2 separate regions of the Homo sapiens genome follow, and region 1 is linked to region 2. The links are chromatin contacts, found by Hi-C or POLR2A ChIA-PET in ENCODE. All regions are on one chromosome and are shown on one strand. Each heading gives the region's core, a stretch centred on a gene start or an enhancer-like site at or near the end of the contact. The rest is flanking DNA. Distances are from core to core; before and after follow the strand shown. Region 1 has its middle 27 kb from the start of CYTL1. Region 2 overlaps LOC101928306 (a long non-coding RNA gene).

Region 1 (5,164 bases), core at 108-2,607, 47 kb after region 2:
CCGGGTCACATTTTCCCTTTGCTCTTGATGAACCAATAACCTTGAACATCTGAAAATAAAACGTCTATGGCCCCCACAGCCTACTGAGGTTGTGTGGCTCTGCAGACATTATAAAACATCAAATTAGATGGAAAATTGCCCGGGGTCCCTGTAAATGAAAATTACTCTTTTTTATAGGGGGAAAAAATGACCCTTATAATCGCAACAAACAATTCTGGGCTCTTCCTTTTATTAGCCGGCTCACATGGCAAGCAGTATTTTCTCATTCCACCGCTTTGGCCCCAACCCATGTTTTTACCACATTTTACTTTGCACATTTTCACAGCATTGTAACATGAAAATGAGGTTCTGCCCTTGTCTTGAGTTCCTGTTGGAAGGGGATGTTTTGCCTCCGCAAAGTTTTAGCCTCCTGGTGAGTGCTGGCTGGATCCAGGCTTGGTGTAGGGTGGTGAAAGAGCACTGGATAGGGGGTTAGATGACTAAGCCTGCTGTGTGACTTCCAGCTGGTTGCTTAACCTCTCTGGGCTGCACTTTCTTCCTCCATGATAGGAGAGGGCTGGATTGGGTTAGGGATGGCACAGTCAATGCCTCTAGGTGCCAGCAAGGTGATGTCCATGTGTGATGGCCCTGTGTAAAACACCCTCGACCTCCATGGGGTCAAGCCAGGGCTTGTGGCCTCCCATTCTTGTCCACATCCCGACATAAAAACTTAGGCATTTTTTTTCTTTTTTCCTGTAGAACCTCACAAGAATATTTTGGAAACAAGACAAAGAGGGAGGATGCTGTTGGCTGTAGCTCAGAGCTTCTCAACACAGGGCTGATTTGGGCCCTGATTTGGCCATGTCTGGGGCGTTTTTGGCTGTCATGACTGGGCCATCATCTGGTGATGCTGCTGACATCCTGTGGGTGGAGGCCGGGTCTGTGGCTAAACACCCCACAGTGCAAAGCCCCACCACCGACAAAGGACTAGGTGGCCCCAGACGCCCCCAGTGCCCAAGGCTGAGAGCCCTGCAGCAGGGCGGGGTTGGGTTGGATTTGGGAGTGGAGACTGGCTGGCCTGGGTGGGTCCCTGCCACTGGCTTGACACCCTGTGATGCAAAGCAGTGCCCGTGGAGCCTTGGATCGCTGGCTGTCAGCCACATGAGTCAGCAGGGCCCGAGCACAGCCTCCATGCTCTCTGGCTGTGATGGGCCTACAGACTGACCTTTGTCAAGGGCTGGAGAACCTCGGACGGCTGCCACCAAGCCCCAGGCAGAGCCTAAAGATTTGTCAGGGTTGGGGGTGGGGGACCAAAGATGCTGGTTAAGTGTTGAGGAGTGAGGAAGCCACAGTGACTAAGCCGCGCCTGGGCGCCGCGGGCTGATCCTAATGAAGCCTAGCCAGTCTCTCCTCCACAGTTTTGACACAGTTAGAAAAACTTTCTCTTGTTTAACTGGAAACAGCCACCCACACTCACCCTTTCACATACCAGTTGCCTTCTTGCAGATCATAGGAAATAAACTGACCTTTTAAAAAATCACAAGTGAAATATAAGGAAACAGAGTGAGCGGAGGCGTTTAGGGGTCTTGAATTCGGCCCACTGGGCAGGAGTGAGCAGGAGTGAGATATGTGAGGCTGTGTGAGTCCATCCTGCCTCCACTCTCTGTGCTCCCGTCTGTGGAGTGGGGCAGTGGACACGGGCTCCTCAAGCCTGCTGGCTCTCTCGGTTTAGGTGTCTCCTGACGGGAGTGGGAATCCGGGCAGGGGCGGGTGGCTGCTTCTCAGGGCCTTCTCACGGCTCCCTTCTCGGGACATTTCATTCACAGATTTGTGAATCTGCAGTTTTGGGAGGATGACTAAAGGTCACTTTGTCCAACCTCAAATGCAGATATGCCCTCTACTTTCTTCCCAAGAGGTAACATTGTCTCTCCTTGGTGGCTCCTGGGATGAGGGGCTTACTCCTATGCCCAGGCCAGCCAATTTCATTCCTGGACACCCCTGGACAGCTCTCGCTTCCGTGCGTGCTGTTTTTTTTTTCCTTTTTTCTTTTTTTTTTTTTTTTGAGACAGACTCCAGCCTCGCTCTGTCGCCCAGGCTGGAGTGCAGTGGTGCCATCACCACTCACTGCAACCTCGTCCTGCAGACTCAAGCGATCCTCCCACCTCAGCTGGGATTACAGGCATGTGTTACCACACCTGACTAATTTTTGTATTTTTAGTAGAGACAGAGTTTTGCCATGCTGCCCAAGCTGGTCTTGAACTCCTGGACGCAAGAGATCCTCCTGCCTCAGCCTCCCAAAGTGCTAGGGTTATGAGTGTGTGCCACTGTGCCTGGCCTCCATGCGTGCTCTTAATTCTACTTTTTGGCACCAACTGGAACAAAGCTAATAATCACCTCCAGCCCCAGATGGAAGCAAGGCACACAGCCACAGAGCTCTTGGGTATTTTTCTTTTCTTTTTTTTTTTTTTTTTTTTTTTTCGAGATGGAGTCTCACTCTGTCGCCCAGGCTGGAGTGCAGTGGAGTGATCTCAGCTCACTGCAAGCTCCACCTCCCGGGTTCACGCCATTCTCCTGCCTCAGCCTCCCGAGTAGCTGGGACTACAGGTGCCCGCCATTACGCACGGCTAATTTTTTGTATATTTAGTAGAGAAGGGGTTTCACCGTGTTAGCCAGGATGGTCTCGATCTCCTGACCTCATGATCCGCCCGCCTCGGCCTCCCAAAGTGCTGGGATTACAGGCTTAAGCCATCGTGCCCGGCCAGCTCTTGGGTATTTTATCTGTTCCAAGTCTTCCTAGTTTTAGGGTGAGCACCCCGAGATTCTTCATCTGACGCTCCTAGTGGCTATTTGGGTGTGTGTTTGGGGGTCCCTCCTCTTGGCACACACATCAGTGTTCACTCTGGGTTGGACTGCACGCTGGGACAGGTGCCGTGAGCTGTATCCAGGGGGCATCACCTCCCATATTCTGGCCGCTCTACTCCTATTGATGTGGTCCAGTACCATCCAAAGCATTTACAACAATATTAGCAAGGCCCTGTTAATTATTTTTAAGTGGGAATAAAACAGGTTTTCTAGGTCTTGAATCATATTTGTGGCTAACAATCCAAAAAACCATGGGGAAATGCCAGAAGAAAAAAGTGATTTAGGGACACAGGAGGTAGATTCCATTCCACTCATCCAGGTCATGGCCATATAAGATCCAGGAATCATGCCTGTCACTCCCCTGCCCTTCTACTGATTGTTCTGGTCCATAGGCTTCCCATCCCCCACCTGCCACCTCCTCTTCAGCCCTCCTGCTGCTGTCCCCCCACAGCCCATGGGCTCTCACCTGGACTAGTGCAGCAGCCTCCTGGGGGGCTCCCTGGATCCTCCAGCCTCCACACAGCAACCAGAGCAACCTTTCTAGAACACAAGAATGCTCACTCACCTCCCTGGTTTCCAACCCTTCCTGCCCAACCCCAACCTACCGCCACGTGGTCTGTACATTAAGCCCTGCCAAGCTTTTTTTTTTGTTTTTTGAGACAGAGTCTCGCTCCCTTGCTAGGCTGGAGTTCAGTGGTGTGATCTCGGCTCACTGCAACCTCCGCCTCCTGAGTTCAAGCGATTGTCCTGCCTCAGCCTCCCGAGTAGCTGGGACTACAGGCACGTGCCACCATGCCCAGCTAATTTTTTGTATTTTTAGTAGAGATGGGGTCTCATCGTGTTAGCCAGGATGGTCTCCATCTCCTGACCTCGTGATCCACCCGCCTCAGCCTCCCAAAGTGCTGGGATTACAGGTGTGAGCCACCGCACCCAGCCCACCCAAGCTTTTCAATGCAGAGCTTGCTTTTAATGCGAAGTCGTGTGCCAAGTGACCACCTGTCTTCCTCCTCCTTTTCTCTCCTGGGTCCCTGGACTCCCACACCCTTGGTCCCAGCCACCCTGGTGACCCTGCTCCCTTTCTATGCACCTTTCTGTGACTTCTACACTTGCTGCTTCCTGGCTTGGACATCGCCTCACCCGGGAAAACTCCTATTTATTTCCAATCCCAGTTTCTATGTCCTCCTGCCCGTCCCCACCCCCCAAGAGCCTTGCTGAGGTTAGGAAACTATGAGAAAGGGATTTCTGTGCCCCACAGCAGTGAGGACACCCGCCCTTGGTCATTTCATATTCGATGTTAGCTCAGAGAAACAATACTAGGAGATAACATTTGCCAACCCCCCCGCCCAAGATTCACTCGCTGATACTAATCCAAACTTGTTCACTCACGTGTTTGTTTAATTAACAAATATTTATCGAGCACCTGCAATGAGTTATGTACTATAATAGATGCTAGGGCACAGTCAGGGATGAAACAGACAGAAGTCCTTGTCTCCATGGAGCTGACATTCTGGTTGGGGGAGGCAGCCATTAGGTGAAATGAATAAGTAAACTGTAGACTGTAATAGCAACAGGTGTGGCGGAGAAGAATGAAGTGGAGATGGAGTTGTCAGGTGAGAGCTGCAATTTGAAATTGAAATTCCAGGGAGGATACACAGAGGGAAAACCTGAAGTTGAGGACGTCAGGTGAGCTGCTACCTGGGGGCAGGGAGCTCCCGGGGAAGGCTTGTACGTTCCAGGACAGGCATCTGGGCGCTGTGTGGCTGCATTGTGGTGGGCTGGGGAGAGGTAGGTCCTGAGACCTGAGAGGTGACAGCCCAAAATCCTGTAGGATCCCAGAGGCCATAGCTGGGACTCAGCTTTTCCTCCAGGTGGGCTGGAAAGCACTGGAGGGTGGTGGACAGAGGATGGCGTGGTCGGATTGCAGCGGGATTCCGTGCGTCCCCTGGCTGCCCTGTGCAGAAGGAAAGGTGCAGCGCAAGGCGGGAGCCGGGAGAACAGGGAGAGAGGCTGGAGGCTTGGTCCAGGCTGGGGGCAGTGGGAACAGCGAGCAGGCGCTGGATCTGGGACATAGTCATGGTGCTCAGCTGCTGCAAGGAAGTCATTTTATTTTTAGCCCAGTTATAACGATGAATGAAGTAGGGATGCAGAAAGGTTAAGGTCACTTTGCTAAAAGGCGCTATGTGTGGCGCCCACCCAACCCATGCACCTATCCCTCTCCAGGAGTGAGTCTCCCATGGGCAGGCATGTGCCCCTCACTGGGCACACTGGGTCCTGACACGCAGTGGGAACTCAGCGCTGTTAAATGTGGATTTCACTGAGCCCC
Region 2 (4,607 bases), core at 605-3,104:
TCAGCTACTTTTTAGCTATGTGAACTTCGACAAGATCTTTTCTCTCTCTGAGCCTTATTTTTCTTCTCTGTATAGTAGGAGAAATAGCTCCTTTTTAATAGAGGTCTTACCAGGATACAGTAAATGATTTGATGGAAAAGCATATTATGAGAAAGCACTGTGAAGACATTCTTACTATTACCCCACGTCATAGGTTTCTTGAGTTGCTATACTTAGCTCCAAATAACTTCTGATGCTAAAATTAATCAAATCCAGGCTATCGGCTGCTTTAGAACAGGGATATCATTATCAAAAGTAATGAAAGCAACAACCACAGCATCCATGATAAAATAACAATAGGAATACAGTTGGCCCTCTGTATCCATGGGGGATTGGGTCCAGGACCCCCGAGGACATCAAAATCCATGGATGCTCAAATATCTTCTAATCAGCTCTCAGTACCCATGGGTCCCATGTGGACACTGAGGGCTGGCTTTACCATCGTATTTACAATTGCACTTCCTAGTGGTATCTCAAACACTAAGATGTAGTACTTATTCCAATGAATATTTGCTGAGTGAATGAATGAATGAATGAATGAATGAATTGGCAACAACAGTGATACATTTGAAAAACATTTCTCTGGTTTTAAAAGTGGTTTCCAAAGGGGAACTCTAGAAAAATATCTAGGTGAGGCGCCCTGGGAAGCCAGAGTTTTACCTGCTTTGAGGAGTAATTACTCATCTCTATAGATAGATTGTAAATGTTTTCTTCAAAAATCCCTAGCAGGCTTGCAGAGCCACGCTCAGTGTTTGTCTTTTCTCTTCAGCCAAATAAAACAGTTCTTCAAGCCAAAAGTTCTTATCTTTATTCTCTGTGGCACAGTCTAGCCCCTAAACTTTGATAATTGGGGGAAAGAGAAATTGGCATATTATTGACGACCACAGATGTGTCCAGCATTTTCAAATGTCAATTCCTTGGTTCTCACAAACTCAGAGGGAAGCATTAGAATCCACAATTTACAGATGGGGCTCTGAGCTCAGCAATATTGTGGAATTTGAACCCAGGGAACAGTTCAGGTTGGTTCTGGCTTTTTCCCTGGCCCACGATGGCACTAAATACTTGCTATTTGATTGCTTTATCAGTTAACTGAAGCTACTATTAAGGCAATAGCAATTTGGCATGGAACAAAATGATATAATACCTCTCAGTACCCCAGCTCTCAGGGCAACATCCTGAACCCCACCAGGCTCAACGAATGTTGATTCTGACAATGGTGATGGCTTCTAGAACCGAATTATCTTTTTATCAAACCCAGGATTTTCAAATCGGCCAAGCACAACCAGAAATTTCTAGGATTCTTCTGGGTTTGAAAACATCACTGTTGTCCAAGCCCCTCATTTTCCAGTTGAGAAGACTAAGCTCCAAAAATAAGTGACTTCTTAGGGTCACACAGCTAGTTAGTGGCAGAGCTTGAGTTTGTTGGAAAGTTCTCTCTCTCTCTCTCTCTCTCTCTCTCACACACACACACACACACACACACACACACACACACACAGCCAGGCTGAGGCAGGGGTTGTGGGGTGGGGGTGTGATACTACCAGCTTTTTACCATGAGGGACCAGGCCACAAGCAATGCTTCTCATCACCCCCTGCCTTTCAGAGTGGGGTTGAGAAACTGGTGGAGGCTGAAGGCCTCTGCACCCTGGAGGCCAGGGGAGTCTGTGGACAATGAACACATTTGAACGGCAGCCTCTCAGCCCGTACATTTGTGCAGTGCTCCCTGGGACTGATTTCCCCCGCCGGCCCTTTATTAAAAGCATGACTGAGCTTCAGAAGCAGCCTGGCTGGCAGAGGAGACTTGTGAAAGAGCAGTGGCACGGTGGATTGTGAGCTGTCAAAACAGGAAACAGATTCGCAATGGTGGTTTCAGGCTGGTTGACTCCGTGTGCGAGGGAACCAGCCCGTGACGTGAAGGTCTGTTTTGGCAGGCTGTGGGCAGCTGAGGCATTTCTATCACATGGGTTGGGGACTTCAAATGGTCCAGCAGCTGCCCCTTTTTGCCTCTCGGAGTGAATGGCTGGGTAGAACTGATTCTGCACAAAGACCAGCTCTGCTTCCTGAGAGAAAGAGCTCTGCCCTGTGCCCTGTGCAGAGTTTCAACACTCACCTGCTGTGTGATCTTGACACATTACTTAGTCTCTCTGTGCCTCAGCCTCCTCCTCTTTCAGATGGGGGCAAGAGTAGTGGAGAGTAAATGAAATGCGTAATTAAATGGTTCATCCTCTAATATTATGGATATTAAGTAATTTCAGAGCAATGCAAACAGAGGCACTCAGCACAGGTTGGTTAATGCTCTTGACTATCCCTGACCCTGTACCTTCTGATGCAGGCCAATGAGAGGGAGTTTTGGCTACTTCAACTCTGCCTGGGGTCATCAACCCAAAGTTTTTGGACCTGAGCATTTATCCCTAAAATTAACATCAACTGCTCATTGAGCAGCTCCAGTTTACCTGGCATTGTTTTTGTCCCTTGTACATAGCATCTCATTTAATTGAAACAACAAATCTGTGCACTAATCATACAATAAAACTAGCCAGTGAGCATTATTTGAACATTTGAGGTGGACTTTTAAGCACTTTGCATGTATTAACTCTATTAATTAGGTTTTAGGTCTTATTTCCCCCATTTTGCTCATAGAGAAACTTGCAGCTTAGATAGCTGAACTGAACAGACCAGGTCTGGGCACTGCAGATCATGGGGAGACTTAATTTCCTCTGGATAAAACCTCTCTCTCTCTCTCTGTCTCTCTCTCTTTCTCATACACCCCCCCACACACATACACACACCGTCACACATGTGTGCAACTGTGCATGGAAATAGCATTATTGGAATGGTAGGGAAGGGGTTCCATGGGCTATCCAGGTGGCCTGCCTTGGCCTGTAAGCTCACCTCCCTGGAGCCCAGTGTAGGGTGGAAGTGGCTGGGGGCCGGGAGGATGAGCTAAAGAGGCCCATGAGCAGCAGAGGCAGGGGCTGTGCCATAGCAGGGCAGGCAGGAGGCTGGAGGACAGTTGAAAGAGATGGTGTATTAGTCCATCTTCACACTGCTGAAAAAGACATACCCGAGACTGGGTAATTTATAAAGAAAAAGAGGTTTAATGGACTCACAGTTCCATGTGGCTGGAGAGGCCTCACAGTCATGGCCGAAGGCAAAAGGCATGTCTTACATGGTGGCAGGCAAGAGAAAATTGAGAGAACCAAGTGAAAAGGGCAACCGCTCATAAAATCATCAGATCTTGGGACTTATTCACTACCACAAGAACGGTGTGGGGGGAACCACCCCCATGATTCAATTATCTTTCACTGGGTCCCCCCCACAACACATGGGAATTATGAGAGCTACAATTCAAGATGAGATTTGGGTGGGGACACAGCCAAACCGTATCAGATGGGATGGGGGCTGGATGTCATGCTGGGTCCTGGCTTGCCAGTTTTTCTGGCATCAGGAGGATCTACAGGGGAGTCTAGATTTTCTGGCAAGCCAAAAAATATCCATGTTTCATTGGCTGCCTCTGCTCTGAATGCACTCATCCCTCCCACAGCCCCAAGCTCTCCCTAGTGAGTGAACTTTTATTCATTATTTCAGATCAGTTTGGGGGTTCCTCCTTGACTGCCCAAGAGAGTGGTTCCCTGGGCTCCCATGGCATTTGGAACTTTCTTCCACCAGAGCATCTGCTTGTAGCCTGAGTTCTGCTCTTGACTGAAGGAACCCTCAGGGCCATCTGGGTTCTGCCCAGCTTAGCACAGGGGCGTGGGACATAATGGGAGATGAATAAAAGTTGGTTGACTGATGAAAAATAGGAAGCCTCAGGGAGGAGGATCCAAAAGGAGTTTTTAATTAAAAAGGGGGAAAGAGGAATGAATACAACAATCTCATTGTACAGATCAGAAGGCTGGGACTTGGCCAGTGTTATGGGGCTGAACTGTGTCCTCCCAAATCCATATGTTGAAGTCCTAACCTCCAGTAGCTCAGAATGTGACAGTATTTGGAAATAGAGGCTTTAAATATGTAATTAAGTAAAACGGAGGGTTAGAGTGGCCCCTTATCCAATATGGCTGGTGTCCTCACAAAAAGGGGAAATTGGACACAGAGGCACAGACAGACAGAAAACCGTGTGAAGACACAGGGAGAAGACGGCCATCTAGAAGCCAAGGAGAGGGGCCTGGAACTTATCCTCCCCTCACAGCCCTCGGGAAGAACCAACACTGCCCACACCCTGATCTTGGACTTCTGGCCTCCAGAACTGTGAGAGAATACACTTCTGATGTTGAAGGCTTCAAGGCTGTGGTACTTTGTTCCACAGCCCTAGCTGATTCACACAGTGAGTTGAAGTGACTTGTTTATTGCCACAGGCCTCGTGGTGGCAGAGCAAAGATTTAAACCCAAGTCAGCTTACTCCAAGGCCCGTTTGTTGATCTCCCCACTCTGTGCATCTTTCTTAGGCGTTCTCCCATCTTCCTTTTGGGAGAAGAACCGTTCTTGTATTTACCCAGCCCCTACTACTGGCACTCAAGTAAAACTCCATTTGGTCAGGAGGAGAATGGAGATTCTGAAGCAGGATGGTG

What was found. Hi-C counts contacts between places; a loop is a spot of excess contacts on that map. ChIA-PET counts read pairs that join two places held with the same protein, here RNA polymerase II (POLR2A). Pooled maps may share reads with other maps.
Region 1: a loop to region 2 is called in a map of natural killer cell, with 2.8 times the contacts of the local background. The contact joins two enhancer-like sites. A Hi-C loop is called at or near these places in 3 of 168 maps with a recorded cell type or tissue (B cell, natural killer cell and transverse colon) and 2 of 50 pooled maps. POLR2A ChIA-PET finds 5 or more read pairs at or near these places in 2 of 52 experiments (B cell and activated CD4-positive, alpha-beta T cell).

The regions. Positions count from the first base shown.
Region 1 is chr4:4,990,079-4,995,242 of GRCh38, forward strand. No RefSeq gene overlaps it. Among named protein-coding and RNA genes, the nearest start is that of CYTL1, 27 kb to the right of the region's middle. Within about 2 kb of position 1,358, at least 12 of the 41 ENCODE cell types and tissues checked have a DNase peak (open chromatin) inside an H3K27ac peak, as active enhancers do.
Region 2 is chr4:4,942,262-4,946,868 of GRCh38, forward strand. The region is part of intron 2 of LOC101928306 (a long non-coding RNA gene); the gene reads left to right. Among named protein-coding and RNA genes, the nearest start is that of CYTL1, 75 kb to the right of the region's middle. Within about 2 kb of position 1,855, at least 6 of the 41 ENCODE cell types and tissues checked have a DNase peak (open chromatin) inside an H3K27ac peak, as active enhancers do.